Regions from separate parts of the Mus musculus genome. Here region 2 is linked to region 1. Evidence: chromatin loops called from intact Hi-C (ENCODE). Cell type or tissue: left cerebral cortex. All regions are shown on one strand. Links, peaks and the distances in the headings refer to the core of each region. The heading gives the core; the rest is flanking DNA.

Region 1 (15,842 bases), core at 4,326-12,325:
TAGGAAGGGCTGTCCTGGTTATCCAGCTGGAACTTCATAAGTAGCCTGAAAATCCCCCTACCAAAAGGAAAAGAGAAACCAAATCAGCCTCAGTAAATAATTCTTTGTAGTGAATCTAAGGAAGAACATCATACATCCAGTTCAATGTCACTCACCGTCTTTCCTCCCCTTCTCGAAGAAAACCACAACCTCACTGGAAAAACTATTCTATCTAGCATCTCTCTCCCTCCCTCCCTCCTCCTTCCTCCCCCCCCCCCTTCTTTCCCTCTCCCCGTCTCCTCTCTGCTCTCGCACATTTCCTATAATAAAATCTGAGGCAGGTCTGCAGACACCTGTGTGGTGTCAAGCTGCTTGAGCAGTCGCAGACTCCTGTCCTATGCTGGGTGTGGCAGCCTAGGCCTTTAGTCTTAGAACTCAGCAAGCATAAGCAAGCAAATCTCTGGGTTGTTCCAGGAAGCCATGTCAATACCATGGGTTCCAGGGCAGCGAAGACTACACAGTTTGAGACTTTGTCTCAAAAGTATCCAACCACATCACCAGCAAAAACCCTCTCTTGCTGAGTAGCACAGCTAGTACCCAACTCACACCCATAAAAGACAATACAACAAAAGCTTTCTTGATATTCACAACATAGACATTAGACATTTTGTTCAGAAACATAAAAGCTGCCTGCATGCATGTAAGCATGTATGTTATCTGTGTGACTGCTGGATTCCCTGGAATACAGGTTACTGATGGCTGGGAGCCACCATATGGGTGCTGGGAATTGAAGACCAACAGCAGTTTTACTTAAAACTCTGAGCCATGGGAGGCGGTGGTGGCGCACACCTTTAATCCCAGCACTCAGGAGGCAGAGGCAGGCATATCCCTGAGTTCGAGGTCAGCCTGGTCTACAAAGTGAGTTCCAGGACAGCCAGGGCTATACAGAGAAACCCTGTCTCGAAAAAACAAAAACAAAACAAAAAAAAAAAACAAAACAAAAAACAAAAACCTCTGAGCCATCTCCCCAGCCCGTAACAATCTGATAAGAAAAAATTATTCTAGGTTTACTGGTCAATATTCATAGAATATTTCGCCTACTGTATAATCCAGTATTGTTAACTATTTTTATTATCCCTCTTAACCCTTTACAGCATGCAGGTAGTTTTGTTTCTGTCCCAGTTACTGTTCTTTTTTTTTTTGGTTTTTCGAGTCAGGGTTTCTCTGTGTAGCCCTGGCTGTCCTGGAACTCACTTTGTAGACCAGACTGTCCTCGAACTCAGAAATCCGCCTGCCTCTGCCTCCCGAGTGCTGGGATTAAAGGCGTGCGCCACCACACCCAGCTCCCCAGTTACTGTCCATTATCAATCTGATACAGCCTAGAGTTATCTGAAAGGGACTCCTAATTGAGGGAATTCTCAGATCACACTGTTCTGTAGGAATGTCTGTTGGGAAAACTGCCTTTATTATTAATTGATGGAGGAGGGCCAAGCCTGCTGTGGGTGCCATCAACCTTAGGCAGGTGGAGCTGGGCTATAAAATACCTCAACATGAGCCTGAGCAAGCCAGCCAGCAGCATCCTCCATGAGTTCTGCCTGGGGTTTCTATTTGAGTTCTTTCCCTGATTTCCCTCATGATGAACTGTGGCTCAGAAGTGTAAGCCAGATAAATCCCTTTCTCCCCCAAGTGGCTTTTGGTTGTGGTATTTACCACAACAGCAGAATCAAACTAAAGCAGTGCCACTGATAAATTCAGTACTATATTCTCAAGTGTACAAAACAGGTTTTGTCTTTTGAAGAGCTAGGATTGAATTGAGGGCCTTGTACATTCGAAGCCAGTACTATACCACTGGTCTCCACTCCTGTCCCTAAATACACACATTACTTATTTTCTCAGTGGTTCTGGGAGTCAGATTCAGGGTATTTAGCATGCTAGTCAAGCACCTGAGCACTAGCCACATCTGCAGTGCTGCGTGCGTGCGTAGGTATAGGTGTGTTTATATACACTATTTTCCTTATGGGTTTTATTCTTACCTTGCATTGGGGGTAAGGCTTCGTAAGACATGAATCAGAGAACTAAGTGGCAGAGATCCAGACTGCTTAACCAGAAGGGAGTTCTCATAGGAGGTTTCTTCAGTATAAGGACTGTATGTAGTAGTTTCATACCAAAGCCAGTTATAAAGACTCTGCTTTGCATGATCCCACACTATAGAACATGATCAAAGCAAAGAATTACAAATTATTGTCATACAGTCACGTTACATGAGATGTCACTGCAGCACAGAATGAAGAAGCATCAAGGGAAAGTGCCCAAAAGCTGGGAATGCAGCTCAGGGGTAAAGCACGTTTCAAGCAGACAAGGGTCTGGGTTTACACCTTGTATGCATTAAAAGAAAAAAAATCATCAATTATTTTATTCTGTCACTTCCTTATATAAACCTATAACTCGCAATCTGTTTCCTCTGTCAACCAATATCTTAACCTTTTTATTTGGTTTTGAGACAAGGTCTCATTCTGTAGCCCAGGCTAGCTTCATACCCACAGTCCTCTTGTCTCAGCCTCACAAGTGCCAGGGTCATGAGCTACCTTCCTGGATAACTTCCGAAGCTTTAATTGTACCTTAAATACAGCACCATCAGCGATTCTTTTAAAAATCTAATAAGGCAGCTAGGTATAGCGGCACACATCTTTAATCCCAGCAGGTGGATCTCTGTGAGTTCAAGGCTGCCCTGGTTTACATACTTTATATATATAAAGTAAAACTTAACAAGGAGGCTGGAGAGATGGCTCAATAGTTAAGAATGCTAATTCTTTTTTTTTTCTTTCTTTTTTCTTTTTGGTTTTTCGAGACAGGGTTTCTCTGTATAGCCCTGGCTGTCCTGGAACTCACTTTGTACACCAGGCTGGCCTAGAACTCAGAAATCCGCCTGCCTCTGCCTCCTGAGTGCTGGGATTAAAGGCATGCGCACCACCACGCTCGGCTCAAGAACACATGTGACAGCTCACAATCACCTATAATTTTAGTTCCAGGGGATCTGATGCCCATGGGCCTCTGGTATACATAAACTTACACAAGCAAAATACGTATAAATAAAATAAACAAATGAATCTTTAAAACTTAATGAACCAGAATAACAGGCCAACACTTCCTCGTGTGATTCAGATGTAAATGGTGTACACTCTTATTTCCAATAATTACTTTTGAAATCAAATTGAGACCACCTTTTAACAAGTTGAAAGTTTACTGAAAAATAGTAAGAAAATTCTGTAAGACTCAAGGAAGAGTGACAGTAACAAGAAACTTACTGAGAGGAGCATTGAGATGGTCAATAGATGCTATGAGATACACGTTATGTAATGATGACAACTGTCCAAGAATTTGCTGGCTATTGTCTCCTCTTAACATTTGGCTATCCAAATTGTGGATAAGAAGGAAGAGTTCTAAAGAAGAATCTAAAAGAAAAAGAAATTCAATTATTATTTTCAGTGAGGACTGTAACATTTTTAGCATATATAATGTTTAGGTATTAAAGGATATGTCAAAGTAAGATGCTAAATAAGCACGTTATAAATGAGCAACGAGGGCTGGAGAGATGGCTCAGCGGTTAAGAACACTGACTGCGGGCTGGTGAGATGGCTCAGTGGGTAAGAGCACCCGACTGTTCTTCCGAAGGTCCAGAGTTCAAATCCCAGCAACCACATGGTGGCCCACAGCCATCTGTAACAAGATCTGATGCCCTCTTCTGGAGTGTCTGAAGACAGCTACAGTGTACTTACATATAATAAATAAATAAATCTTAAAAAAAAAAAAAAAAAAAAAAAAAAAAAAAAAGAACATTGACTGCACTTCCAGAGGTCCTTAGTTCAATTCCCAGCAACCACACGGTGGCTCTCAACCATCTGTAATGGGATCTGATCTGGTGTGCCTGAAGAGAGCTACAGTGTACTCACATACATAAAAAACTCTTAAAAAAATAACTGAACAATATCTGGAGCTGGGGAGATGGCTCAGGAGATAAACTGCTTGCTGTTCAAATATGAAGACCTGAGTTCAACACTTAGCACCATTAAATGACAAAAGGAAAACATAAAAGCCTGGGTGTAGCAGCCTAGATTTGTCATCCCGGGGACTGAGAAGCCAAGGATGAGACTGGAGGATCATTGGTGCTTGATGGTCAGCCAGCTAAATTCTTAGCTCAGTGCTACAGTGAGAGACCACACAAACCCGGGAGGTGGGGAGGAAGATAGATTAAGGAAGGCACTCCATGTCAACCTCTGGCCTCTGTATACACAAGTACAGTCAAGTGTGATCACTGCTGCCCCCACCCACACACTTATAAACAAGCATATACACACAATATTAAACATCATAAAAATACAAATCTGTTACAGGCAATTCACACCACTGAGAAAACAAAAAGTAAAACTATTCAGAAGTAAAAAGGCCACACAGAGTTAAGACAATTAGGTGTAACTCCTTTCAGCTAGAGGAAATTCATAGACCACATAAGTGTAATAGGGAAGACAAATTATTTTAAAGAAATCTAAATTGGCACTGACCAGAGTATCAATATTAAAATAATCTTCATTTTTTCTGTCTAAAATAATTAAATATAGCAATGCAGTATATAACTTCACACTAAATGCTACAGATGAAGTACTTTGTGTTACCTTCTTTAAATCTGTTTATTATCCAGTCCCGCTGATCCAGAACACTTTGGAAAGTACCCACATGACTGAGGACATCTTCAGTTATAGAGTTCAGGATCTGCATCACAGAAGTGCAAAAGTACCTTACCAACTGCAACTTACTCTGTCACACAGGATAATACAACTGGCAAATTAATATTTTTTCATAAATTAAAAATGACTTTGATATTCTCATGAAGTTCAAAAAGCACTTAAACTCCACTGGGTGGGCTGGAGAGACAGCTCAACTGTTAAGAGCACTGGTTGCTCTTCCAGAGTTCAATTCCCAGCAACTACATGGTGGATCACAGCCATCTGTAAAGGGATCCAATACCCTCTTCTGGCATGCAGGTATACGTGCAGATTGAACACATATTACATAAAATAAATAAATCTTAAAAAAAAAAGAAGACAATTAAAAAAAATTCCACTGGGTATTTAAGTATATCTAAATCATTTTGGTTGGAGTTTTTTTTTTTTTAATACTTAAGGCTAAAATAACCAAAGAAAAAAACAGTATGTGTGTAGGGGTGGTAGTGGTGGTTGGGAGACCAACTATGTGTCAAAAGAAACAGCAAGACTAGGGATACTAAAAGAGGGAATTTACATTGGATAATATCCAATATCACATAAGAATGTGGTACGAACAATGTAAGAGAGCAGGAAAATCATAAGACCACCAAATTGGGAAGGTAGGGGTGCATGCTTTTAATCCCAGCACCCAGAGGTAGATCTCTGAGTTAGAGGCCAGCCTATTCTACAAAGTGAATAGGACAGCCAGGGCAAACAGAGAAACCCTGTCTTGAAAAACAAAACAAAAATTATTGAACCATAAATGTAAGCCAGGTGTGGTGGTGTACACCAGCATACTGGAGGCATAGGCAGGCAGATCTCTGTAAACTGGCAGCTAGCTTGGTCTACACAGAGAGTTCTAGAATAGCCTGGTCTACACAGAGAAAACCTGTCCCAATAACCAAAGGAAAAAAGCTGTGTGTGTGTGTGTGTGTGTGTGTGTGTGTGTGTGTGGTGGGGGACGAACTATGAATGTGTCAAAACAAAACAAAACAAAACCAAAAACAATATAACACTAGGAACACTAAAAAGGTGAAACTACATTGGATACTATCCAATATCCAAAACCTTGATATAATTCTCAGATGGTAATCATTTGAAGTAAAAATGGTATATGATAAACTATAAAACTATATACTATTCTTATACCTTTATTATTTATGTACCAAAATGATACACAGGTACAATAAAATGGCAGATTATGCAAGCATGTTCTTAGCTGCTCTACTAGTAACTTGGGGTAGTTCATGAAGGCAGCATTTCCCTAAGGTTTCAGACAAGTCGACCTCTTAGTTGTATGCCAATCTAACACAGCAAGAAAGTCATCTAAGAGATGGGAACCTCAACTAAGAAAAGGCCTCCTTAAGACCCAGGTATAGACCAGCCTGTAAGGCATTGTCTTAATTACTGATTGATGGGGAGGGCCCAGAGCATTGTGGGTGTCCTAGGTTCTATAAGAAAGCAGACTGAGCAAGTCAGAAAGTGTAATCCAGGAATGCAGCACCTTGGCCTCTGACCAGCTCAGTCACTACCCTGACTTCCTTTAATGATGGACTATGATGTGGAAGTGTAAGCCAAATGTCTTCCCTCCCCATTTGCTTCCAACTTGTGTTTTTTGGTCATGGTGTTTCATCACAGCCATAGCAACCCTAACTAAGACAGTGATTATTTGTGCATGGGCTTGTTTGGGTGCACATTTGTATGCAGGTAAATGTGGAGGCCACAGGACAAACTTGGGTGCTGTTCTTCAGGTGCTGTGTGTGCTTTTTTTTATCAATTATTCCTAAAAAGTTGGTTTTTTTTTCATTTTAATATGAGTGTTTTGCCAGCATGTATGTATGTGCAACACGTGCGTGCAGTGCCCGAGGAGGCCAGAAGGAGTCAGATGCTTTGGACTGAACTGGAGTTACAGTTGTAAACTGCCATGAGGGGTCTAGAAACAGAACCTGGATCTGTGCAAGAGCAGCAAGCGTTCCTAACGGCTAAGCCACTCTCTAGCCTCGTCGTTTATTCTGAGACAGGGTCTCTCACTGGCAGGGAACTCATCAAGTAGGCTGGGCTGGATGGTCAGTGAGCCCTGAGCTCAGCCCCTCCCTCCCCCTATTTCTCTAGCACTGGGATTGCAAGCACAGACCACATCTAGTTCTTTAGAAAAGGAAAGAGTTCATGAGACTGAACTGAGATCTTTACAGAACAAGCCATTTCCCCTGCCCCACGTCAGTGACTTGGTAGGAAATTCAAACATGAAAACTTAAAGATCAATTGCTCTGAATACAAACACATGATCTAAGTGGTCTGAAGCCTAAAGCAAAATCCTTTATATACAGTGTTCAGAAGCAGAAATTGTACTATAACAGTTAAGGGGCCAGGACGTGGCAGAGGACATAATATTACTCCTTTAACAGTAAACTTACTGATTTCACACTGACGCCAGGAAAGTAGCCGTTGATGACAACATGAATGGAATCTTGAAGCATGGTGGTTCGAAACTTTTCTAGTAAATCTCTCTTGGACCCCAAGCCATAAAGCACAATGTTGAACCCAAGGCTGTAAGGAAGGACAATGTCTGTAAAATTACAGCATGAGACTCCTGACTGCCAGCTTTATCCCCAGTTTCTTTCCAGCTCACAAGGACTGCAGAAAAGAAAACCCCAAAGAACAAAGGGTAATGTACAAAGAGCAGCCCCACCGTGTACACCTCTAATCCCAGCACTGGGCGGCAGAGGCAGGGCTGCTGTAATCTCAGAGCCAGCATGGTTTACAAAGCAAGCTTCAGGCTAGACTCTGCCTCACAAATACATGAGTAAATCAAAAGTGCAGGGCGGGGGCCGGGCGTGGTGTTGCGCGCCGTTAATCCCAGCACTCGGGAGGCAGAGGCAGGCAGATTTTTGAGTTTGAGGCCAGCCTGGTCTACAAAATGAGATCCAGGACAGCCAGGGCTATACAGAGAAACCCTGTCTCGAAAAACCAAAAAAAAAAAAAAGTGCAGGGCGGACTGGGGCAGCTAGACAGCTAAGCTGCTGTGTTCACCCTTCACAGTCCCAGTGTTTGTCAGCTTTTTCTGCAGCCTGACGTAAGAGGAACCACGGCCGATCCTGCAATGTTTCACATGGGCTACAGGAGAGTTGAAATGAACAAAAGAATGAGCAACAGTGAACCGCACTACCATGTTAACTGTACTTTCCTACACTAACGCACACCTGAAAGTGCCAGCATTAGCTGGAAGGTTTGACCACAGGGAAGCAGCAGATGCTTCTGGAAAAGCTACAGTACAGGGAGGCAAGTAAGGAGGAGGAACAGAACTGCCTGAGTTCTCGCCTTCGCTCCCCCAATCATCATTTTATAACTACAGCCATACTATACTATGATGAAATCAACTCTTTGCTCCCCAGGTTGCTTTTGGTCCTAGTGTTTGATCACAGCATCAGAAAAACAAATACCACAACAGCGTGAGTGGGAGTTAGGGGAGGAACTTGGCATACACGCCTGCCATTAGGTGTTACCCTTGGACCCTATTCCTACAAATTGTCCTCTGACCCCTACATGCACTGCAGCGCGCACACACTCACATTCACACATACAATACAAATGGAAAAACTAAGCAACGATGAAAAGGGAAAGTGCTCCTAGAGCAGTGCTCTCGCCCACTGAGAGGGCCAACCTGTGATCAATACAGCAGCAGACTATGGTTTCTGTTTGGTTAAGGGGTTTTTTTTTGAGACAGGGTTTCTCCATGGAGACCAGGCTGGCCTCAAACTCCCAGAGATCCACCTTCCTCTGCCTCCTGAGTGCTGGGATTAAAGGCGTACGTCATAACCATCCTGGCATTGTTTTTGGGTTCTGAGACAGGGACTCTCTAGGTAGTCCTGGCTGTCCTGAACTCACTATGAAGACCAGGCTGGCCTAGAATTCAGAGATTACCTGCTTCTGTTTCCCTAGAGCTGGGATTAAAGGCACATGCCATCACACCTGGCAAATCATGTTTTAACACAGACATATACTTATTCTTCATTGTGTAGGGCTTACAATGATAACTTACTGTAACTGAAGCATCCATTTATGAAACAGTTTCTCATGCTGTTGATTCAATCGTTCAATTTCAGCAGAAAAGGAAGGCACAAATTTTCTCAGTAAGTTATGCAGAGTTTTCTTTGAAAAACAAGAGAGACAAAGTTCTTAGTGGAAATAAAGACTTAAATCAGGTATGATCAGAAGTGTACCAATTGAATGTTAAAAAAAATATGTCACACATGGCTTAAATACTTGTTTAATTAAAAGTTATTTTTAAGGATTTAGGGTTTTTTATGTGTATGAGTGTTCTGTGTATAACTGGTGCCTGTGGAGGTCAGAAGAGCACATCAGATCCCCTAAACCTGCAGTTATAAAAGGTTGTAAGCGCCGTGTCTACAACTCCTCTTAAAGTTCTCCTTTTTTTAAAAAAAGATTTATTTATTTATTATATGTAAGTACACTGTGGCTATCTTCAGATGCTCCAGAAGAGGGCATCAGATCCCATTACAGGTGGTTGTGAGCCACCATGTGGTTGCTGACATTTGAACTCAGGACCTTCGAAAGAGCAGTCAGTGCTCTTAACCTCTGAGCCATCTCTCCAGCCCCCAAAGTTCTCCTTATTTCAAGTATATAAAAACAATACAAAGCCAGGCGTGGTGACGCACGCCTTTAATCCCAGCACTTGGGTGGCAGAGGCAGGCAGATTTCTGAGTTCGAGGCCAGCCTGGTCTACAGAGTGAGTTCCAGGGCAGCCAGGGCTATGTAGAGAAACCCTGTCTCGAAACCAAAAAAACAAACAAACAAACAAAAAAAAATACAAAACTTTAACAATACAAAACTTTGCTAAGTTTGCCTAGAACCATTTAAATGATTACAACACACTCCAAATATAAAATTTTAATCTAAAAATATAGGTACTGGCTGGTGGTGGTGGTGCACGCCTTTAATCTCAGCACTTGGGAGGCAGAGGCAGGCAGATTTCTGAGTTCTAGGCCAGCTTGGTCTACAGAGTGAGTTCCAGGATAGCCAGGGCTACACAGAGAAACCCTGTCTTGAAAAACCAACAAAAAAAAAAATTAAAAAATATATAAATAAAAAATAAAAATAAGATATATATAAATATATATATGTATTTTACATATACATACATACTATAAAATGACCAAATATGCTTCTCAGTGTTCACACCAAATTCAGACAGACAAATACAAATCAAAGAAAAAAACAAAACAGTGATACCTCTCCAAGCCTATGAGTTTGGGGCTGTAGCTCACTGCCAGAGTGCTTTCTAACAAGTATGAGCCCTGAACTGAACTCTGCATAATAGTAACAACATTAAAACAACAATCAGAGAAAACCAAACCTGTAGCTTTGAAAGACTGTAAAAAGTAAGGTAATGATAAAATATTAATTTTCAGAAAACATTAAAGTTTCTTTATAATTTGCCATCAATAATAAACTTGTATTTGTTCCTTTTCAAAAGCTATTTTTAACAAATGCCGTGTCTCTGGTGTTGTGTTGTGGTGCTGTGGTATGGATATACCAAGCCCCCATGTGAAGGCTCGGTCCCTGAAACTGAATGAGAATTCTACCACTACAACTGGAAGTTAATTAAGTCCTCCCCCTCTTAGGTTGCTGTCCTGGGAATTAGTCACAGCAATACAAACTGCACAGTATGGTACAATCTGTAAAGATGACAGTAATATAAAATACTGATGACAGTGAGCCCAAAACTTTGGAATTTCAAGCTGGTAAATCAAACACATTTTGAAAATCCTATGAGAAGGCCTTTGCATCTTTACTCTAGTTCTGCCTCACTGTTTTACTTGTATGCACCAGTGCATATGAGCCACAGTACACCACACGTGTGAAGACCACAGGACAGCTCGAGAAGTCAGTTCTGTCCTTCTGCCACGTAGGTTCTGATGTCAGAACCAGGCTTTGTGCTAAGGGTCTTTACCCGCTGAGCCACCTCACTGACTCAAACACACTTCTACTACTGAAAGTTACAATCAAAATCCCAAATATCAGGTCCTATAGTTTTATTTACACACTTAAAAGAGAAATGAACCTCATCTTAAGCGCTCATGTCTTCTGGTGTTTAGAGCAGATAGGGCACAGAAAGCACCGCTATCATCCTAGGCAGTGAGATATTTACTTGAGTATGAACTTGGCAGTGCTATTTTCATCTACACACTTATACCTGAAATGTCAATTTTCAGGGGACTATACTACTGCTGTCCATTCCCAGTCTTGATGTGCTGCCTGCTCCTTCTAACTGAGTGGAGTATAACTTCCTGACTCCTGACTCACTTTCAGCCATGACAGCTGGCTCGTCACAACAAGGCACAAGTAAGATTGCCAGCATTGGGGCTGGTGAGATGGCTCAGCGGTTAAGAGCACTGACTGCTCTTCTGGAGGTCCTGAGTTCAAATCCCAGCAACCACATGGTGGCTCACAACCACCCATAATGAGGTCTGAAGACAGCTACAGTGTACTTATGTATAATAAATAAATAAAATCTTAAAAAAAAAAAAGATTGCCAGCATTTACCCAAGGCTGTAGAGGTTATCTGCTTTCCTCCTTAAGTCTCTACCATCATAAGAACACTCCTCAGTCACCTGACTGGTTCAACAAGTCAGACAGACATGGCATATAGCCTCGATCTGCTAACCTCCTGCTAACCCACAGGCAGGAGAAGCAAATGCTCGTGCTATGTCTGTAACCTCTTCCTTCCCTTCCCTATCATCAGCAGGTTCTCAATCTCCTGGAGCCTACTCACTCGAAGGTCATTCTGACCTTAGAGCCACTTAGGTTTCTCTTATGTTACTTATAAAAGACAGACAGCAGACATTAGTGCCTTTGCTTCCTTGGAAACCCCCCCCTCTCTCTCTCTGTCTCTCTCTCCCCTTCCATTTATTGATTGCTTGATTGACTGACTGATTGATTGTGTTCATTGTCGGGCATATTCCTCAATCACTCTCAACTTTTTTTACTCTAATGGATTTTTATGTGTGCGTATGAGTACATGCACGTCTATGCACCAAATGTGCTCATGGCCCAAAGAGGCCAGAACAGGACATCAGATCCCGTGAATCAGGAACGCAGGGGGTTGTGAGGCAGCTGATATGGGCACTGGAAACTGAGGCAGGCCCTTGTACATGCTCTTACTGCTGAGCAGTTGTACCTCAACGTGGAAGTCAGCCAATAACACTGTTCTTGCCCTAAAATTATAAACCCCATTGTCCTTTTAGACTTTTGCTTTTTCTTTATTTATAGAGGGAGGTGCATGCACGTAAGCTGCCTATGGAGGCTAGGAAAGCCCTACTGAAAGACGTCATCACTCAGCGGTTGTGACCTATGTTGGAGGAGGATGTCAGTCAAAATTCCAACAAAGGCAGATATAGTGGACATTTTGTAAAATGAGCTCAGCAAGGTCACCCTTGCTACCTTACTCCACTCTACAACTTTTTCCAAAAGAGCAAGGAAGACAACTTTCACACCTTCTGCAAAGCTGGTGACAGTGAGCAGTCTGCTACAGGTTTTCTTATGTAAAGGACAATGATTACAGTGAGGAACAGAGCAGTAGTACCTGGTTATCAGAAAGCTATGACCTCCATAGTTAATCTAAATCCTGAATCTAAATCTAAAAAGATACACAAGAAAACAGGTAAAATTAATTATGTCAAATAGAATTCTAATCATCTAATTCATGCAATAAACATTTAATGAGCACAGCGCATTAACGTGTGCTTTACTGCATCAGGGCGATTGCTCAGGCTCACTTCTCTCTGATGCATTCTCAAGTCACAGCAGACAACGCTGGTAACACCCTCACAGCCTACCTGATCCACTCTGGCTCTCCTCAGCCTCTGCAGCGTTCGATCAGATGTTAAGACTTTTGAACTACTATGGGCTTCAAAATATTCTTCTACCAAGTCACTCTGAAATAGACAAAGAAAAGTTAGGGCTAAGTAATTTCAGATATTTGTGCTATATAAAATCTATATATTAATATTAGTTAACATTGGGCTCAAGAAATTCTCCTTCCTCAGCTTCCCAGACAGCTGGGAACAACAGTGTATCAACATGTCTGACTACAAAACGTTACTGACAGGATTTTTAAAGAAATAGTACACCAAAGATAATTTAATTCTATCAATAAATGTTATTAACTCTCATAAAACATAAAAGAATAGACTAATCAGCAGGTGTTGTGGCACACAGCTTTAATCTCAGCACTTGGGAGGCAGAGGCAGGAGGATCTCTGTGAGTTTAAGGCCAGCCTGGTCTACAGAGTGACTGCCAGGGCAGCCAAGGCTACATAATATAGAGACACTATGTATATTACAGCACTGACCGTGACTATGTACCCAGGAGTAAAAAGAAAGTTCAAGAACAGAAACAAGTATGTGTGGGAATTCATGTGTAAAGAGCACAGGAAAGTAAGGAGAATGACTGCTGGCCCCGCCGCAGACTTGCCCGTGTGAGGCAGCCTACGAAGGGGACTGCATACAACTATCCTTTAAGGCCCAAGACTCCATCTGCACTCACCGCTTTGTCTCTTTTCTTTTTCTTAGGCAGTGTCTCTTTGGAAACAGGAGCTGGAAGAAGTCTATTCTGACCTTGACTCTTCTGAGAGAGCCTGGCCACATTAGTGTCTTCTTCTTCGTCTTTTGTAGCCTCTTCATCATCCTCTGAGCTGGAAGCAGAATACTCACTCTCACTGTCATAATGAGACCTTGACGCTGTAGGAGGGTAAAAGCAGTTGGAAAATTTGATAGGCTGACAGAAAAGCTATTGGGAGGAAATCAAGAATGTGGGCTTTGAAGTAAGAGATTTTAATTACAATTTTGTCATTGCTTCCTTATAATTTCACAACTAATTGTATACATTCTCTAAGCTTTAGCATGCCTTACTAACCTACTGGAAAATTATATTGGAATGGACTATTTGTATGTATGAGTGCTCCTGGAATATATGCACTGGAATGGCATATATTTATGTAGGTGCCCTTCTATGCATGTACAGATGCAGGTTCTAGGTTGACTTAGGTGTCTCGATCATTCCCATACTATATATTGAGGCAGGGTTTCTTGCCTCGAATGTGCCCAGCTTGCTCAGGGGACCCTATTTAGCCACCATGCATACTGGTATAACAGAGGTTAAATATCCACTCATTTTTTAATGGGGTCTGGGGATTAAAATTCTTATTTGAATGCATATAAAGTAAGTGCTTTATCTGGTGAGCAATCTCTCTGTCCCCTGAAATGTATCTAAAACAACTGCTAAGAATATCAGTAGTAAAATACCAGTTATACTTAATATTCTCTGTCCTTTTCTTTGCTAATAGAGCTCCTCTTTTAGACAGTGTGGTAATGTGTCCCACTATATAATAAAAAAATTGTGATAATCACCTTTCCTTCTGCAAAATTCTTGCTTTCATTCACACACTTGAAACTACTTTGTCCACCAAGATTTGTGAATTACTGAAAGCTTCTGGCTTTTCTTCCCGCGGGAAAGGAAATTACCTGCTTATGCAACAGATACTATTCTGATTATGAAGAATCAATTTTTAAAAAAAGATTTCTTTATTTTGTGTATCAGTACACTGTCTCTGTCTTCAGACACACCAAAAGAGAGCATCAAGGGCTGGAGAGATGGCTTAGCGGTTAAGAGCACTGACTGCTCTTCCAGAGGTCCTGAGTTCAAATCCTAGCAACCACATGGTGGCTCAAACCATCCAGAATGAGATCTGACACCCTCTTCTGGTACATCTGAAGACAGCTACAGTGTACTTATTTATTATTTGTTAATTAATAATAATTAATAAATCTTTGGGCCAGAGGAGTGGGGTTATCCAGAGAGAGCAGAAGTCCTAAGTCTAATTCCCAGCAACCACATGATGGCTCACAACCATCTGTACAGCCACAGTGTACTCATATACATAAAATACACAGTGTACTTATATACATAAAATACAATATACATACTCATATACATAAAATACACAGTATACTCATATACATAAAATACAATAAATCTAGAAATCTAGAAAGAAAGGAAAGGGAAGGGAAAAGGGAAGGGGAAGGGAAGGGGGAAGGGGAGGGGGAGGGAGGAGGGGAAGGGGAAGGGGAAGGGAAGGGGGAAGGGAAGGGGGAAGGGAAGGGAGGCATCAGATCCCATTACAGATGGTTGTGAGCCACCATGTGGTTGCTGGGAATTGAACTCAGAACCTGGGGAAGAGCAGCCGGGAAGAGCAACCAGTGCTCCTAACCACTGAGTCATCTCTCCAGCCCAAGAAGAACCAATCTTAAAGATTAAAAATGCTAGTGGCAACGTAAAACTTGAAAGAAGCAAGGCCCAGAATGATACTGCTGAGTGGTTGTGCCAATCCTGACACCCATGACTGTAGACACTGCATGCTGTGAATCATCTGTCTGCGTCAATGCAGAAAGGCCTGAAGCACACATGGCTGCATCCCACAGCCAATTCAGAAAGTATGCCCTCTACAAGACACCATTGTTCCCACCACTCTCCCAGAAACAGGAGCTTATTTTATACGTTCCAAATAAAGACAGCACTGGCTTTATATTCAACAAAATAAATACAGGGTTATGTTTAACTCCCAAAGTGTTGGTGTCATAACTTTAGCCAAGTCAGTACGTTTTTACTGTAGGGATAGGAGGATTCCCCATTGTGCAGAGTTGGCACGTTAACACATATGCATATTAAGAGGAAAAACCCCTGACATGATGCGGCTTTGTAGGTATGGATGCAGCCCTACAGTCTAGAAACATGAGCATCCTTTCTCTCATGAAAAGCGTCAGGAAGGACAGAGGGAACTGCTATAATCAATAGTCACACTCACACTGTCTAGACTTAAGCACAAGTGACACTTCCCTGAGCATGGCTGATGTCCCTTACCTCAAGCAGTTCTAAGGTGGTACCAACATTACACTCGTACATGAATGAAGGTGAAGACAGAAGAGCCAGGGAGCGAGCATCCCAGGACAGAGAAGTCACACAGTGGATATACAGAACCTGCATGCTTTACCGCCATCGACTCTGACCTAGGTGCCTGTAATCTCA
Region 2 (15,842 bases), core at 4,395-12,394, 220 kb after region 1:
TGGTTAAATGGGGGGACCCCCTAACTAATACGTGGAATTTTCCAGACCCTGTTTTAATTTGGGGAAGAGGCTCTGTCTGTGTTTTTTTCACAAAAAGAAGACAGAGAGCAATGGCTGCCTGAAAGATTGGTTTGTCAATTGGAAAGAGCCCCGAATCTTCTAGTAAGTATGATTCCAACCTTGATGATGGCTAAAAATCTTTTTTTAGCCAGAAGAGTTCATTTGAACACAGCCTCCACTTTCAGAGAATTAACTGCTATTGCTACCTCCCCAACACTGGATGCCAGAGTTTGAGCTTGATCATTGCTAATTTGCAACTGAATAGACTACCTGGACTTCACCAAAGAAGCCTTTATCCTGTTGCTTTTCAACTCTGGGCTTTGAATTTCAAGCAGGTCAGTCACCTCCCTACAGCCTGTCTTCAGCAAGCTTGCAGCCTCCCTCCAGCAAGCACAGGTGACAGAAATTCATCAATATGAAGGAACATATTGAGTATGTATTGTGGCTTTAGTCTGATTTGGGAATAAGGTGTGCTATGAGGGCCGGTTAGCCAATGACGGGCAACCAGATTTCTGAACTATATCAATCTTAAGACAGAGGTATATGCCAAGAGGCCGTAGTTTATTAATAATACACCATAGAGCCATGTTTGTGCAAAATAAACACAAGCAAGCTGCATATACTCTCCTTGACAGATAAGAATAATTCATAGAAAATCCAAGTTCCCAAGCTGGGCACGGCTGCCAGCTACCGTAATTCCCAGGCAGGACAATGGAGCATAAAAAAATTTTATGTCTCAGTCCAGCTAATTTTAATTATATATTAGGGAGGAATTGTAGCCTCCCCCAGCCTTGAGTAGGCTGGCTCAGACCTCGCTGCCAATGAGAATGAGACCACCTGAGGTGAAGCCTTCCCACCTAGATGGTTCTATTGTTCTGTCAAGTGTCTTCTCCAAGATACTGCTACCTGCTGAGAGGCTGAGAGATTCCTGAGAGATTCCAGAGACTGCAGGCAACCCAGTGATTGACACTTCTAGCCAAACCAGTGCTGTCAGACAGATTGCTTATAGGCTGTTGATAGGCATCAAGTGTGGATCTGTGGGAGATGGGCTTTCCCCCCATATAAACACAGATTTTTAGTTAACTTTGGGCTTTGATCAGTTTTTTGTCTTGGCCTCTTCCTTTTCTCCCCGTTTATTTGCTTTTAGCCCTGGCCTGCCTTTCAGGAGAAACAGGTTCTTGTGGCTGTGGGCGGTCACACCTGCTCTCACAATTGTGTCAGAACTGTGAAGACTCACGATTTGAGGCCAATGTCCTTGCCCTTTACAGCCATAGGTGCCCTGACAGCTGCCTCAAGGTCTCTGGCTTCCAGTACACAGAGGTCTTCCTATATTGGGGCATGAGTTGTACCGTAACACACTACCATCTGTTTTCCCCCAGGGACCTCCATAGCCAAGGAAAGTAGCTGGGGTTAGTTAAAGTTTGGCCACATAGCAGCCACCTCAAATGCATACCATTAATAATATAAGGATCTCTCCGAGGATCTCTGTTAAGATTTGGCAGAGTGAGGGTGTAAAAACCTCATGCTTGCACACAGTAGGTGCCAGATAAATGCTCACCCTGTCCCTTTTCCCATTTTTACTCACAGAAGGTGCTTTGCTGCTCTCTGTGTTTCCTGACTGGACCTTGTCCCTGCAAGAGAGAAACATGCTCAGAAAGCAGAAGAGCAGAAAACAGGTGGAGCCCAGGGAGCCGCACCCTGGTGTCGCCAGCTCTGCCCTTCTGGAGGAGCACCCTGGGGAGCTGGGGTCACTTTGGCCTAGGGCCCCATTGAGGGAGCAGTCCAAATGGATGTGGGTGCAGTCTGGAGCTCTCAGGGCAAATTAACTCCATGCCTTTGCAACATTCAGAGCCTTCCCATGACCCCGTGTTTGTCTGCACAGAGTTCACATCTTATTGCTGACTGACACTTTGTTTCTCATAAGTGCATTGGCCCCACACAGTTACATCTTAGGTCAGCCACCTGACCACCTCCAGTCTGTGCCATGCTCCATCTCCCTGCTCTCCAGGGCTGTGGGCTCCTCTCTGCAGCCAGGCACTGCTTCCTTACCTTCTCTGAGCTGAAATCACCATGGATTTGGTTGAGGGGACAAATCAATGGATTGTGGCAGTTTTCTGACATCCTTGATAGCAAATTAGTTCAAGTCAGCCATGAGGTCTTGTGTGTGTGTGTGTGTGTGTGTGTGTGTGTTTGTGTGTGTGTGTGTGTATGTGTTTGTCTCCTGGGCACCTAGGGTAATTTGTTGGCACAGGGCCTCAGTGAAGAAGTCCAAAATGAATGGGAGCAGGGGTGTACTCTTTTTTGCTCTCAGAGAAAACTGATCTCTTGTATAGTGTTATTATTTTATTCATTGCTTCATGGAGTTAAAAGTACTTACCTTGGGGAAACAGTAGATTTTCCTGGTTGGGACAGGAGTGAGTTGTGTTCTTTTGAAATTGGTGGAGGTAAAACTGGCCTGGAAACAATAAATAAATGAACACTGGAAATCAAAAAAGCTAACTCAATCTTCCCAGATAAGGGAGTGCCCATGCTGACTCCAAACTGGAAAGTGATCACTGGGATTGTGGAGAGTACAGGCCTTTAAGACCTCAGGTCCAAGGTGCAGGTTCTTATCTACTATCTCCTGGTCATCAGCACGAACCCCAAGGCCAGGTTCCTGGGGAGGGGCAGCTGGCACCAAAGCTCTCTGGGTGTTTTACACACACACACACACACACACACACACACACACACACACACACACACACATTGTACCACAAAATTGCAAAGTTGGGACTTTACTGAAATGCCATTGAGTCAAACAGGCTTGCAAGATCAGGGCAACAGGAGGCTGGAGGGGAAGGCAGGAATGCAGGGCACCCTGTTCTGTGGGGAATTGGTGGCAAGCTCTCTACTGGGAAGTCTTGTAAGGCAAAGAGGACCACAGAGGAAACTTTCACCTCCTGTTCCTAGTCCAACCTAGCTTATCCTTACTTAAACTTCCCCGTGGGGTGCTTTGGAAGTGGATAAGGGGTCTTGATTAGCTTTGGTTGTCCCAATTTGCAGCAGTCACAGCAGGTACAGTAGATGAAAGGATTGGGGTCCATGGTACAAGGCAGTCTTGCTAGGCCAGGGGCTCCTGTTGAGATGCAAAAACAACCACAGAGAGTTAAACCACTCAGAAACCAAGGCAAACAGAGACAGGGACAACAGAAGACAGGGCAGCACCAAGAACAAGGGCAGAGGCTGAGCTGACACAGGCTGTCACTGCCTTATGGTTGCTACTTGACAGGAAAGCAAATACATATCTTGAATAATTGAGTCATGACTGTAATCCAAGTGTACAATCTTTGCCTAACTATTGCTGGCTAGCCTTCAGGTGACACGCATGGATGTCACAGAGGCAACACGTTGCAAAGTTGGGAGCATTAGCTCAGTTCCTATGACCTCAGTCCTCCTCAAGTTCACATAGCTTGCTCTGCATGAAGAGATTCCTCACAGCGGGTTCTGCACAGAACTTTCCGGGAAATTTGTTGTCCTTCTCCAACTGGAGCACAAATGGCCCTGTTTCTTAATTTGGGTCATGTGTCTGAATTGCAGAAGGGAACTAAAAACAGCCCTCTTTATGATTGCTGCATGAGAGTTACTCTCGGGTGAGCCCAGACAGGGAGAGATCTGAATCCTGAAGACACTGATAGGTAGACTTGACAGTACATGGAGTCTATGGTACAATCAATAGTGTCCCTGTGTTTTCAGAACCAGACCCATCCCTGTTCCCACCCCCCCAGAGCCTGATGATGCATACATGCACATACATACATACATACATACATACATACATATATAAGCGTGTGAGCACACATGTGCACACGCACACGCACGCATGCACGCGCACACACACCTGTACATAGAGAAAGAGACTTTGTAGCTCAGGTACTAAAAACTGAAAATTAGGTCAGAATGCTAGAACTTTGTTTCCTGTTCCCCTCATGACACCTGTTATGAAAATTTTGGGGGTTCTTTGAAATCAGGTAGGCCTGACTTTACACATTAGACATGGGAACGTAGGAAGCCTGCTCTTTTGAGCTTATAAAATTAAACATTGTTTTATTTAAAATTTAAAGTTGGGCTGGAGAGATGGCTCAGTGGTTAAGAGCACTGACTGCTCTTCAGCAGGTCCTGAGTTCAAATCCCAGCAACCACATGGTGGCTCACAACCATCTGTAATGAGATCTGATGCCCTTTTCTGGTGCATCTGAAGACAGCTACAGTGTACTTAGATGTAATAATAATAAGTAAATCTTAGAAAAAAATAAAATTTAAAGTTAAATGAGCACCTTTAAAAGTCTAGCTTGAGCTGCTCCGGGCTGGGTTGCATTGCTCTGAACATTTACTAAGAACCATGTTCTCAGCCCTGTGCATGGAAAGGAATCCCATGAACTACATGGCTTTTACATATAGAAAAACTCTCTCTTTTTAAAAGAACATAGGTTTATTTGTATGTATGTGTATATTAACTTGAAATCAGCTTGTTACAGAGACAGTCATTACAGAAAAGATTAAGGAAGTGAAAAACATCAAAAATACAAAATCCAGAGATGACTAGTGAGAATACTTGAGTGTATGCCTTCCAGAATTTTCTGCATTCTAAAGAAACAGACTTACATAATTTCCTATAAACAGGAACAAACTATATTTACATCCTGGATATATTTTTTAAGATAATACCACGAGTTCCTATTATGTAAAAGATGTCATCATTTTTAAATGTAAGGTTTTTTTTTTACAATCAAGAAATATAAAAGAGGGCTGGTGAGATGGCTCAGTGGGTAAGAGCACCCGACTGCTCTTCCGAAGGTCTGGAGTTCAAATCCCAGCAACCACATGGTGGCTCACAACCATCCGTAATGAGATCTGACTCCCTCTTCTGGAGTGTCTGAAGACAGCTACAGTGTACTTACATATAATAAATAAATAAATAAATAAATAAATAAATAAAATAAAAATAAATAAAAAAAAAGAAATATAAAAGTATTCCAAATGTAGAGAAAGAGTAAAGTAAGCTCACCTATCCCCTAGATTCAACAATGTCAGTGTGACTAATCTTGCTTGTCTATACCCCTCCCCCACTGCATTTTACTCCTCCAGCATCGTATTATCTTAAAGCAAAATTTAAACAACCTTTCAAGTAAGTCTGGGATATGTTTCTGTATCATTGCAATTCTAAATTTTTTTTTTTTTTTTGTCTTTTTGAGACAGGGTTTCTCTGTACAGCCCTGGCTGTCCTGGAACTCACTTTGTAGACCAGGCTGGCCTTGAACTCAGAAATCTGCCTGTCTCTGCCTCCCAAGTGCTGGGATCAAAGGCATGCGCCACCACCGCCCGGCTGCAATTCTAAATTAAAAAAAAAAAAAAGCTTTATTCGTATTTGTGTGTGTGTGTTTGACTGTGTGCGTGTAGATCATAAGTGTTCAGGAGCCATGGAAGCCAGAAGCCAGCATTAGCCACTCGGGAGCTGGAGCTACAGGCTGTCGGGAGCCATTAGATGGGGTTTATGGCAACGAACCTGAGGTTCTCTTGAAGCTCAGCACGCACCCTAATCCCTGGGCCATTTCTCTTGCCTCACAACTCTACATTTATATCAGTTCACTTACTTATATTTTAACCAGTTTTGTATTGATAAATGTTTGTTTCCTTTTTTCCCATTCTAAACAAAAAAACGCCTTATTATTTATTACTTTTTCTTAAAAAGAAAAGTTCCCTTTGCATCTATGGGAACCATATTCAAAGCATTTAAAATCAGTAATGCAAAGCTATTGAGCCCTTAGAACAGACTTGGGCTCTTAGCAAATCCCGAGGTAGGTCTGAGGGTGTCAGGGTTGAAACTGAGGCAAGGAAGCTGGTAAGGACCACTTTTAGGGCCTTTTGATAATGATCGTTTACTGGTTGGTGAGTTTGCGTGTGCGTGTGTGTGTGTGCGCGCATACATGTGTGGATGTGTGTGCTGATATATGTGCGTGCGGGCACGTGTGCAGATGTATGTGCATTCGGGCGTGTGTGTGTGCGTGTGTGTGTGTGTGTGTGTGTGTGTGTGCGTGTGTGAGTGTGTGTGTGTGTGTATGTTTAGACATGTGAGGATATGTGTGTGGATGTATGTGCGTGTGGGCACGTGTGTGTGTTCCCTTCTTTTCTTCCCCTGTCTTATCTCCCTGGTGTTTCACTCACAGCCGGAAGTTGTCGCTGAGTGAGCAGAGCTTTAGAAAGGGTGGGTTTTCAACAAGCGGCTGGAAACTCTTCCCAAGATCTTACTTTAATTCTTTCAAAGATTCATTGGCCTTGTGGTCCCTTCCCAGGTTGTGAGTCTTAAAGAAACCATAATGTTTTAGGGAAACTCAGGGGTCATTTCTCACCCAATCAAGGTGTTTCAGAACTCATGGTTGCTGTGTTTATTCCCAAGTGGTTGAGATGCCAAGGCAGAAATCTCCAGACTGCCTTGAAGACTTGCAAACCCAGCCAGTGGTGTTTAGAAGGGTTCCGCGGCCATCCACCCCAGGAGCTTCCCTTAGAAGACAGTTCAGTTGTCCCCAGTTATTACCTGAAAGTCCCTTGAGGAGGAATTCACCCTCTAGCTAGTCCTTTGACTGAGCCTGACTTGTGCCCCAGGATGGTTTGTTTCTTTTATCACTATGGAAACCCAATGGCGGCACCTCATTGGCCCAAAGCTCTCTGTTCTTCCCAACAGAATGTTGGGGAAGCAGCCAGTTAAACTGTTAAATCTTCACACTCAAGTCAGATCCTCAACAGCAGGGAATACATATAAGAGTTCCAGTATCACATGTGAGGCCCTAGAAGCTTAATTTCCACAACAGTAGACTTACTGCGGGACCACTAGGCTTTATGGACACATGGCCACAGTTCCTGGATTTTTGTAGTTGATTTTAACTTCCTCCGTTTTTCAGAAACCTAGAACTAACTACAGTGGGCACTTCCTTCTTTGAAGCTCAGCCTTTGAGACCTGTGGCAATCCACAGAAACGATGAAATTTTTAGCTACCTGTGCGGTTTTAGTTTTCCCCTAGGCGAAGTTGATCTTGCTAAATAAAGCAAAACAAAAAAGACAAAACAACCAAACCAAAAAAGTGCTGGCTTATTCATTTAATTTTAATACAACTCACTAAAAGACACACATTTTATACTGAAGGTTCACAAACAATACTCTATTGTTTACTATTCTGTTTTTCTTTTATAAATCAAGACTGATTGTAATCCATTAGATTGGCTTCCTGGTCCTGTGATGGTTCACACTTCATAGTTTACAAAAGCTGGAAGTTCACAAGCCTCCTGTATCCTCTGAATGCCAGTGCAGCTAGGCACGGGGTGCGACCTCAGTCCTGTGCTCAGTGGAGCAGAAAGAAAGGCTAATGGACAGAGAAGAGCTGAAAAATGTTACCTTAAGAGACTCAATTGCAGGCAGATTTCTGAGTTCAAGGCCAGCCTGGTCTACAGAGTGAGTTCCAGGGCAGCCAGGGCTAAACAGAGAAACCCTGTCTCAAAAAACCAGAGAGAGAGAGAGAACAAGAACTTCAACCAGAGAAGTTATCTGACTAGATTTACATGTAAGATAGACCATGTCAACCAAAGCAAAGAAACAGGAGGAAGAGCCGTAGTATGAGACAGAGAAACCATGTAGAAATATCTTAGAGGCCTGATGAGCCTTAGATGTGGGCCAGCAGTGGCGATGACCAGAAGACAACACAGGCTGGGACGTGAGAGGGAGGGAAGGAGAGGCATTCAACTCCTGAGTCTCCAACTCCAGTGGCTGAACTGCTGTTAGTGCAGCTCACTGGTTGGACTATGTTGGGGATGAACAGATTTGAGAAGAGACTGTCCATTCTGTTTTGGACATTCGGAGGCCCCAAGGGGACACCTGACTGGTGATGTCTACTGGAGAATTTATCAGAAGTCCCATACGTTCAAAGACGACTCTAAAAACGGATTTAGTGATTGATTGAGGGAGTGGGTGAACATGTAGGCGACTGTGACGTGTAAGACAACCTGGAGGCAGTGTGGTCAGTAAGTGAGAGGACTCAGCCACAGGCCTGCTAACTGGCTTCTCTTATGCCATTAACACGAGGACAATAGATGGTGAAGGAAACTCCAGATGCTTGCTCACCTCAGGCATACATCAACCTGTTAGCGTCAGTTCAGTTGTTTCCCTGTGGTGGTCAGATAGAGGCAGGCTCTGTCACCCACTGAGCTACATGCCCAGCACTAATGCCATATTGAGATATCGGTACCTTCTACCCCAAACACCCACACCCCAATATACTCCAGCCTCAATACAGTTACACTTTTGTCAGCGCCAAAACAGCAGATGGGGCATGAAGTGAAGGCTTTCAAAGGGAAGTGGTATTCATGGTGTCTTTCCTCAAGGCATGGAGGGAACAAGGGCTAGCATTTTAGTAGGTTGGCCCTTGCTATCAGTCTTGGTTTGTGTGATGTTGCTGCCCTCCTGAGGTAGCAAATGCTATGAGCCTTGAGCAGCCAGGAGCTTTGCATTTAAAGTGTGACTGTATTTGCTGACTGTGTGAATGGACCCAAGAGGAAGAGTGTTCTCTTCAGAGGTGTGCAAAGATCTCCAGGGCACTCAGCTGCCACTGGCTGCTTTTTTTGTTTGTTTTTTTGTTTTGTTTTGTTTTTCGAGACAGGGTTTCTCTGTGTAACCCTGGCTGTCCTGGAACTCACTTTGTAGACCAGGCAGGCCTCGAACTCAGAAATCTGCCTGCCTCCCGAGTGCTGGGATTAAAGGTGTGTGCCACAACGCCCGGCTTTGCTTTTTGACTTTTGAGTTCTGACTTTAGGATGCTGTGCTAACCCTCTTGGACTCTCAGCTGCACCCGAAAGTTCCAACCAAGGAGCTGCAGAAATGTGAAAGCTCGTGCTCCTGTGATCACACCCAGAGGGACCACAGTTGGAGTTTCACTCCTCCATCTTCTCCACCTCACTCCCGACACAGCACAGGGAGGTTTTGGACAGACAGTCCCACATCGGTCTCCCAAATGTTGGGCTCACAGGCATCACCACAACTGGCACTTCCCTTCTTAAGAGGAAGGCTGACAGAGTTTGTATGCTTAGAGGGTTTGTGCTTTGTGTTGGCAGCAGGCAGGTCAGTGACAGAGACCACTAGGGCACGCAGGAGGGACTGGCAGTGCAGAGGAAGGGGAGCTGTGCAGATGCAAGTGTCCCACGACTTTTCTCTTTCTGCTCTTTCTTCTTTTAATGCTTTAATTTCTAATTGTACTTGCTAAAATTTATGGCCTATTATCAATAATGTCTGCACGTGATGTGACTATTTTGTTCCTTAATAATTTAGTGATTTCAGTGAAGTAAAAAAAATTAAGTTTTGTGAAATAATATTTGAGTTTATGTATTTTGCACTAACACCACATTCTTTGGCACACTTTGCGTGCTGAAAAAAAATTTTTTAGCTAATGCTGTTGACACCACTTGCCAGCCTGTTTAGAGAGTTTTTTAAATTTGAAACTGTTGTGGCATTCGGTCCTTCATATAAAACAATGAGAAAACAATACAATGCAAAGATGCTTGCAGATGTCAAACTTAATACAGTGAAGACAGAAGCCAAGTCGACGCCCAAAGCCTCCAATCTTTCTGGGTTTTTGGATGCATGGAATGTTGACTCATACTTAATTGTTAAAGAAAACACAAAGATAGTGAGACTGTTACCAACATCTTATGTCAAAAAGTAGAGTTTTAGCCCAGCATGGAGGTGCATGCCTTTATTTCCAGCCCTCACGAGGCAGGAGTAGGTGGATCTCTGAGAGTTCAAGGCCAATATAATCTACAAAGCAAGTTTCAAGCCAGTCAGGCCAGGAACCCTGTCTCAAAAAACATACACTCCTGCGCAGACACACACACAAAATATAGTTTCATACTTTGTTGTTTTTTAAACAAAATTTCAATTGTCCAATTTTGCCAATGAAGACTCAGAAGCCAGATGCTGGGGTGAGAGCCTGCAAGCTCAGAGAGGCAGAGAAAGCACCCAGCTGACCTTCTTTCTCAGCCCGTGTCCTGGCAGGAACCCTTACTTCTTAGGCCACAATTACTGTGCCGTGCTCCTTTGGATCCTGAAGCTGCCTTAGAGAAGTTTAGAGCCCTGCCTGTGAGCCTTTAGAAGTTTGGAGGAAACTCCCTGATGTCACATATTTGATTGACCCTGAAAGGTTGTCCTGTAACATGAAGAGCACATTTAAATAAAACAAGGTTCTAAATCAAGTATATTTTAAAAAGAAAGAAAAAAAAAGAATAAAAAATCTGCTTGACAAAGGAGAATGGACAGAACCAGCATTTAAAAGGCAAACAAAGAGAAATTGGAAAGAAAAATCCAGAAGATAGGGAGGGTCCCAGGAATCAACATCAGTCAATCAACCAGGCACGGTGACACATGGCTTTAATCCCTAATATATAATTAATTAATATGCTATTAATTATACACAATTATGAAACACATGCTCATAGTGTGTAATGATCAATTCAGAGTAGTTAGAAAATTCATCATCTTAAAATTTTACCATTACATTTAATTATTTATTCATTTTTGTGTAGAATTTAGGTCCAGTTTGATCTGTTACTATGTGTTATAATGCTAAATACTGGCCTCCATGGTCTCCTTGCCCCCAGGGGTGAATAGATCCTTGCATATACCAAGTGATGCTATGTAACCTTGACTCCAAGTTCTCCCTGACTGGTGAATAAAGATGCCTATAGACTGTAGCTGGGCAGAAGACATGGAAGGGGGACTTTGTTTGCCAGGCTTTGGGCCTAAGGCAGAGACCACACCCGAGAAGGGAGGGAGATAAGGAGAGCAGAGAAGGCACTGTGTGAAAACATGGCCACGAGGGCTGACTAGTTGGAGTTAAGAGAGTCCCAGACAGAACATGGCAAGTTATAACTCGGGGTTATTGACAGGGAAGTAGACAAAATAGCACAGAGGGTTGATATCTGCCCAGCTCTAGTGCTGTTAAGGCTTATTATAAACAAAAAGGTTTTTTGTCTTTTCTCTGGGAACTGAATGAACAAAGGTGTTAATTACTATTAGTCAATTAATCAATGAACTGATTGATAATAAAACAACACATCATTTATAATTTCATCAACTGATAATTAATACCCATGAATGATAATTAATAAAAATCAATTAATATTAACTACATTTTTGGTGTTTCAAGACAAGGTTAATCTGTGTAATATCTCTGGCTGCCCTGGACTCACTTTGTAGGCCAGGCTGGCCTCAACTTACAGAGATCTGCAACCTGAGTGCTGGGATCAAAGGTGTGAGCCACCACACCTGGATACCTTTAAAACTTTTAAGAATATAAAAAAAATTCTATCTTTTGGTGGCCTATCTGGGTTTCTGTCGCAGTGATAAGGAACGTGGCCAGAAGTAACTTGAGGGAAGATAGTCTTTACTTCCTCTTACAACTCCCAGGTCACAGTCCACCATGGGGAAGACAGGACAGGAAGTCAGGGAAGGAATGAGATAAACAGAACCCACAGGTAAAGAAACAGAGTGATGCTGTTTGTTGGTTTGCTCCCTATGGCTTGTTCAGCCTGCTTTCTGAGCACTTGGGCTACTTCCCCATGGGGAGCACCGCCCACAGTGAGCTGACCCTTCCACACCCATCGTTAATTAAGGAAATATCCCACAGATTTGCCTACAGGCCAGCCTGATGGAGACATTTTATCACTTGAAGTTCCTCCTTCCCAGATGTTCCTGGCTTGTGCCAAGTTGACAAAAACTATCTGGCACATTTGGCTATTCGAAATAGATAGTAAATTATTGGTAATTGTAGCCTTCCTACCATGCCATGGAATATCAAAGCTGATTCCTCTTATCTAACCATATTTTTGTTACCATACTGTCCTTTCTATCCCCTCATCTTCATCATGCATGCATATTATTTAGTTTCATTTTTAATAGTGCTGGGGTGCTCATACATCCTAGCAAGTGCTCCAACAGTAAGCTATAGTCCCAGCCTCCATTCACAAAGTTTAGAAGTTTATCCCCTACATCCTTTCCATTCATAACAAGACAATCCTAAAGTCATTAAGGAACAATGGGGACATGAGGCAGAGGGGCTGTGTGGTGGGGAGTTCCAGTGCCCAGGAGGCTGAGAAGATAGTCAAGCAGGAGACACAGCAGTGGCATTAGGAGACTGACTGTACACAGGCTTACTCAGTTTAATTGAAATTTCACTGGAAAGGGGAATTGGAGAAGTGCAAAAGAGAAATATTGTAAAGTCTGAGCTTCTGCATTTGAATGAGAATGGCTTGTTGGAACCTGTAGTTTTCAAGAAACACAGACATGTATAGAAGTAAGAGATAAGGAAGACTTACACATACCGAAACACACAGAGACATGCACACACACACACACACACACACACACACACACACACACACACGAGAGAGAGAGAGAGAAAGAGAGAGAGAGAGAGAGAGAGAGAGAGAGAGACACTGCTTGACACTGTCCTCTGAGGGGCCTTAGAGCAGTTAACTTACCTGCCTATAACAATGAGCACACTCAGCATCTGAATCTTGGCTTCTACATACTGAATGCTTCACTAAAGGACATCAAGACCCCTGAAGAAACACCTGGCTCCAGCACTGGAGCATGGGAACAGCAGGTTGCACATGGAACATTTAGAGCAGCTACCAAGGAAGTGCTCAGAGAACCAAAGGAGAATGAAGTCAGTTTGAAAGGTTTTCTCTGGGCCAAATAAGGGTAAGTTGAATATCAAAACAAGTATTGATTGATACAGATTTTCACCCATTAAAAAGTATGAACAGATAAATCAATATTAATGCATTTGAGTGAAGGCATATGCCAAATTGCCCCATTTTCAAGTTCAGACCCCAATGAAAGCCTCTTGAGGCTCCCAGGACATCAAGTGCTCCAAGAAAATAGCCTATGAAAGATTCCTTGGCTCAGGGAAGAAGCCTCCATTTCGTAATACTGTTGCCCAGAGATTTACAACTGAAGAACAAAGGGTTCCTATGTGCTTGGCACCTGTGAGCAATATTAAATGGAACCCATCAAACAGTCTAACAGAAAATGCAGCAGGCTCTGGTCTAATGAGCTTTATGGAGTTTAAGATGGCTTTTGGAACCTCAGGCACTCTCTCTTCACCTCACTGGCTTATTCTAGAGACAGGAGCTGTGGTTGGGATAAACTTCTATGGGTGGATACCTACCTCAGTGATGTTAAGTTAAAACCAGAGGATGCTTCTAGTGGACAACATCTTACTCCAAGTTTAAATGCCCTCCGAACCAACACATTGTTTCTTGGCTTTTACAGTTAGCTGGTGCATGCTAACAAACCCTTTCCCCTGCACGTTGCCTTTGATCATGATGTTTCATCATTAATGACCCTAAGAAACAGCTCCCTTACCTGTTTCCTAGATACCATGGACTTCCAGTAAGCATTCAGAGTGAGGTTTTGGCAGCATGAGAATCACTGAAAGCATTTTTGGATGCTATGGAATAAATGGATGAGATCTGAGATCTGCATTCGGTATTCCTCAGGTGAGAATTCTTTGTTCAGTTCTGAGCCCCATTTTTTAATGGGGTTATTTGATTTTCTGAAGTCCACCTTCTTGAGTTCTTTATATATGTTGGATATTAGTCCCCTATCTGATTTAGGATAGGTAAAGATCCTTTCCCAATCTGTTGGTGGTCTTTTTGTCTTATTGACGGTGTCTTTTGCCTTGCAGAAACTTTGGAGTTTCATTAGGTCCCATTTGTCGATTCTCGATCTTACAGTACAAGTTATAGGTCAACTTGAGACAAGCTATAGTCATCTGAAAGAAGGGAGCTTCAGCTGAGAAATCAGCTCCATATAATGGGGCTTTAGGCAAGCCTGTAGGGCATTTTCTTAATTAATAATTGTTAGAGGAGGCCTCACCCATTGAGGATGGTGCCATCCCTCAGGCAGAGGGTCCTGAATGCTATAGGAAAGCAGGCTGAGCAAGCCAGTGAGCAGCATCTCTTCATGGCCTCTGCTTCAGCTCCTGCCTCCAGGTTCTCACCCAGTTTGACTTCCTGTCTTGGCTTCCCTCAGTGGATGGTGATTCAGGATTTGTAAGCCAAACAAACCCTTTCCCCTGCACGTTGCCTTTGATCATGATGTTTCATCATTAATGACCCTAAGAAACAGCTCCCTTACCTGTTTCCTAGATACCATGGACTTCCAGTAAGCATTCAGAGTGAGGTTTTGGCAGCATGAGAATCACTGAAAGCATTTTTGGATGCTATGGAATAAATGGATGAGATCTGGGTATTCAAAGTGCAGCTTAAAGGGCAATAGTGAGAAACAATTGCATTAGGGGATGAGGTATCTATGAAAACAGAAGAAGACCCAGGCATGCTCCTGTGCCACTGAATGCTGCCTTGTTGGAGCTGACTGACCACATGGAAAAGGCCCTCAGAGTAAAGATAATGAACATTTGTGGCAGGCAGAGAAAAGTTGTCTACACAAGTTGAAAGACATTTTAGGAACTGATTTTTAAACTCGTGCCATCCCAGACAGATCTGACTTTATGCTGGCTTGTGGAATTTGTCATAGCTATCTAGTTAATGCTACCATTTCTGATCAGGCTTGTGATGATTGCTGGTGTGGACAACCTTCCTGTGGGAAGCCACATGTGCTGTTGCAGGATGGCGCTGGCTACCACGCATACATAGGCAGTAAAGGTTTTTTTTTTTTTTTTTGCCAAGATGAGGTTTTGAGAATTAACCAATCAGATGAGAGACAAGTTAACCAATCAGATGAGAGACATGTTAACCAATCAGATGTGAGAAATGCAAATGAGGTGGTAAGCATAACCCATGCATAACCAATCCGGGTGTGAGACATGCCTCTCCTAGGCCTATATAAGCAGCACTAGTTCTGGGCTTGGTGTCTCTTTGCCTCGGCAATCAAGCTCTCCCAATAAACGTGTGCAGAAGGATCCTGTTGCAGTGTGGTTCTTGCTGGCGAGTCAGGGGGCGCACAAGAAGTGGTGCCGAAACCCGGGTAAAGAAACATCTTCAGGCAAGAGCGAAGACCCCCTGCTACAGGGAGGATTCAGAACTACATCGAGGGGAAGGAGCGCTTAATAAAGTGTTCCCATAAACCAGACTGCTGAGAAGGATCCGGCATGGATTCAGAACTGTTCAGCTGGGGAATGGTGGTAATGAAGTGTTCTTGCAAACAGACTGCTGAGAAGGATCTGACTGCGTGGATTCAGAACTCTTCAGCTGAGGAACGGTGGTACCGGTAAGTCTCACAAATTGATCCCTGGGTTAAAGGGGGATATGTTTTTTTAAAAAAGGAAAAGAAAAGGGAGGAAAATGAAAGGAATCAGTGATAAAGAAAAGGAAATAGTGAAGGAAAGGAAAGGAAAAGGGAAAGGAAAGGAAAGGAAAGGAAAGGAAGGGAAAGAAAGAAAAGAAAGGACAGAAAGGAAGGAGAGAAGGGAAAGAGAGAAGGAAAGAAGGGATTGAGACGATAAGGTTCCCGGCTTTGGGACAACTTAAGGTTCATGAGTTATGCTTTTTTCTCCCATTGACCCTTTGTGGGTAGGTCTGATAGTTTTGGTCTTGTTTGTTCTGATATATGGACTCTGTTACTGTTTGAAACTGTGTGTAGAGGCAGTCAAGACAGGTCAGAAAATTCTTACAGAGCAACAAGAAAGTACGTCGGAAGAGGAGAAGGGCTTAAAAAGAAAAAGGAAAAAGAAAGGAGAC

What was found. Peaks named below come from ENCODE experiments on the same cell type or tissue, not always from the same donor. Only the 100,000 strongest peaks of a DNase experiment are listed, where the experiment ranks them.
Region 2: a loop joins it to region 1, with 2.7 times the contacts of the local background. A loop is called at or near these places in 6 of 42 quality-filtered maps.

Annotation. Positions count from the first base shown.
Region 1 is chr1:58,467,656-58,483,497 of GRCm38, forward strand. It overlaps Orc2 (origin recognition complex, subunit 2), which reads right to left. Exons shown (of 18, transcript NM_008765.3): 9 at 13,305-13,498; 10 at 12,596-12,694; 11 at 8,779-8,888; 12 at 7,154-7,286; 13 at 4,650-4,746; 14 at 3,285-3,431; 15 at 2,013-2,184; 16 at 1-57. Among named protein-coding and RNA genes, the nearest start is that of Gm23966, 9.0 kb to the left of the region's middle. In left cerebral cortex, for the core only: CTCF peaks have their summits at 9,202 (motif pointing right) and 9,401; no DNase peak of the experiment used is centred there.
Region 2 is chr1:58,689,268-58,705,109 of GRCm38, forward strand. Flacc1 (flagellum associated containing coiled-coil domains 1) reads right to left here and starts at 6,722. Exons shown (of 15, transcript NM_175370.5): 1 at 6,635-6,722; 2 at 3,034-3,178; 3 at 2,438-2,515; 4 at 1,646-1,691. The coding sequence starts at 3,146. In left cerebral cortex, for the core only: a CTCF peak has its summit at 8,541 (motif pointing left); a DNase peak (open chromatin) is centred at 8,541.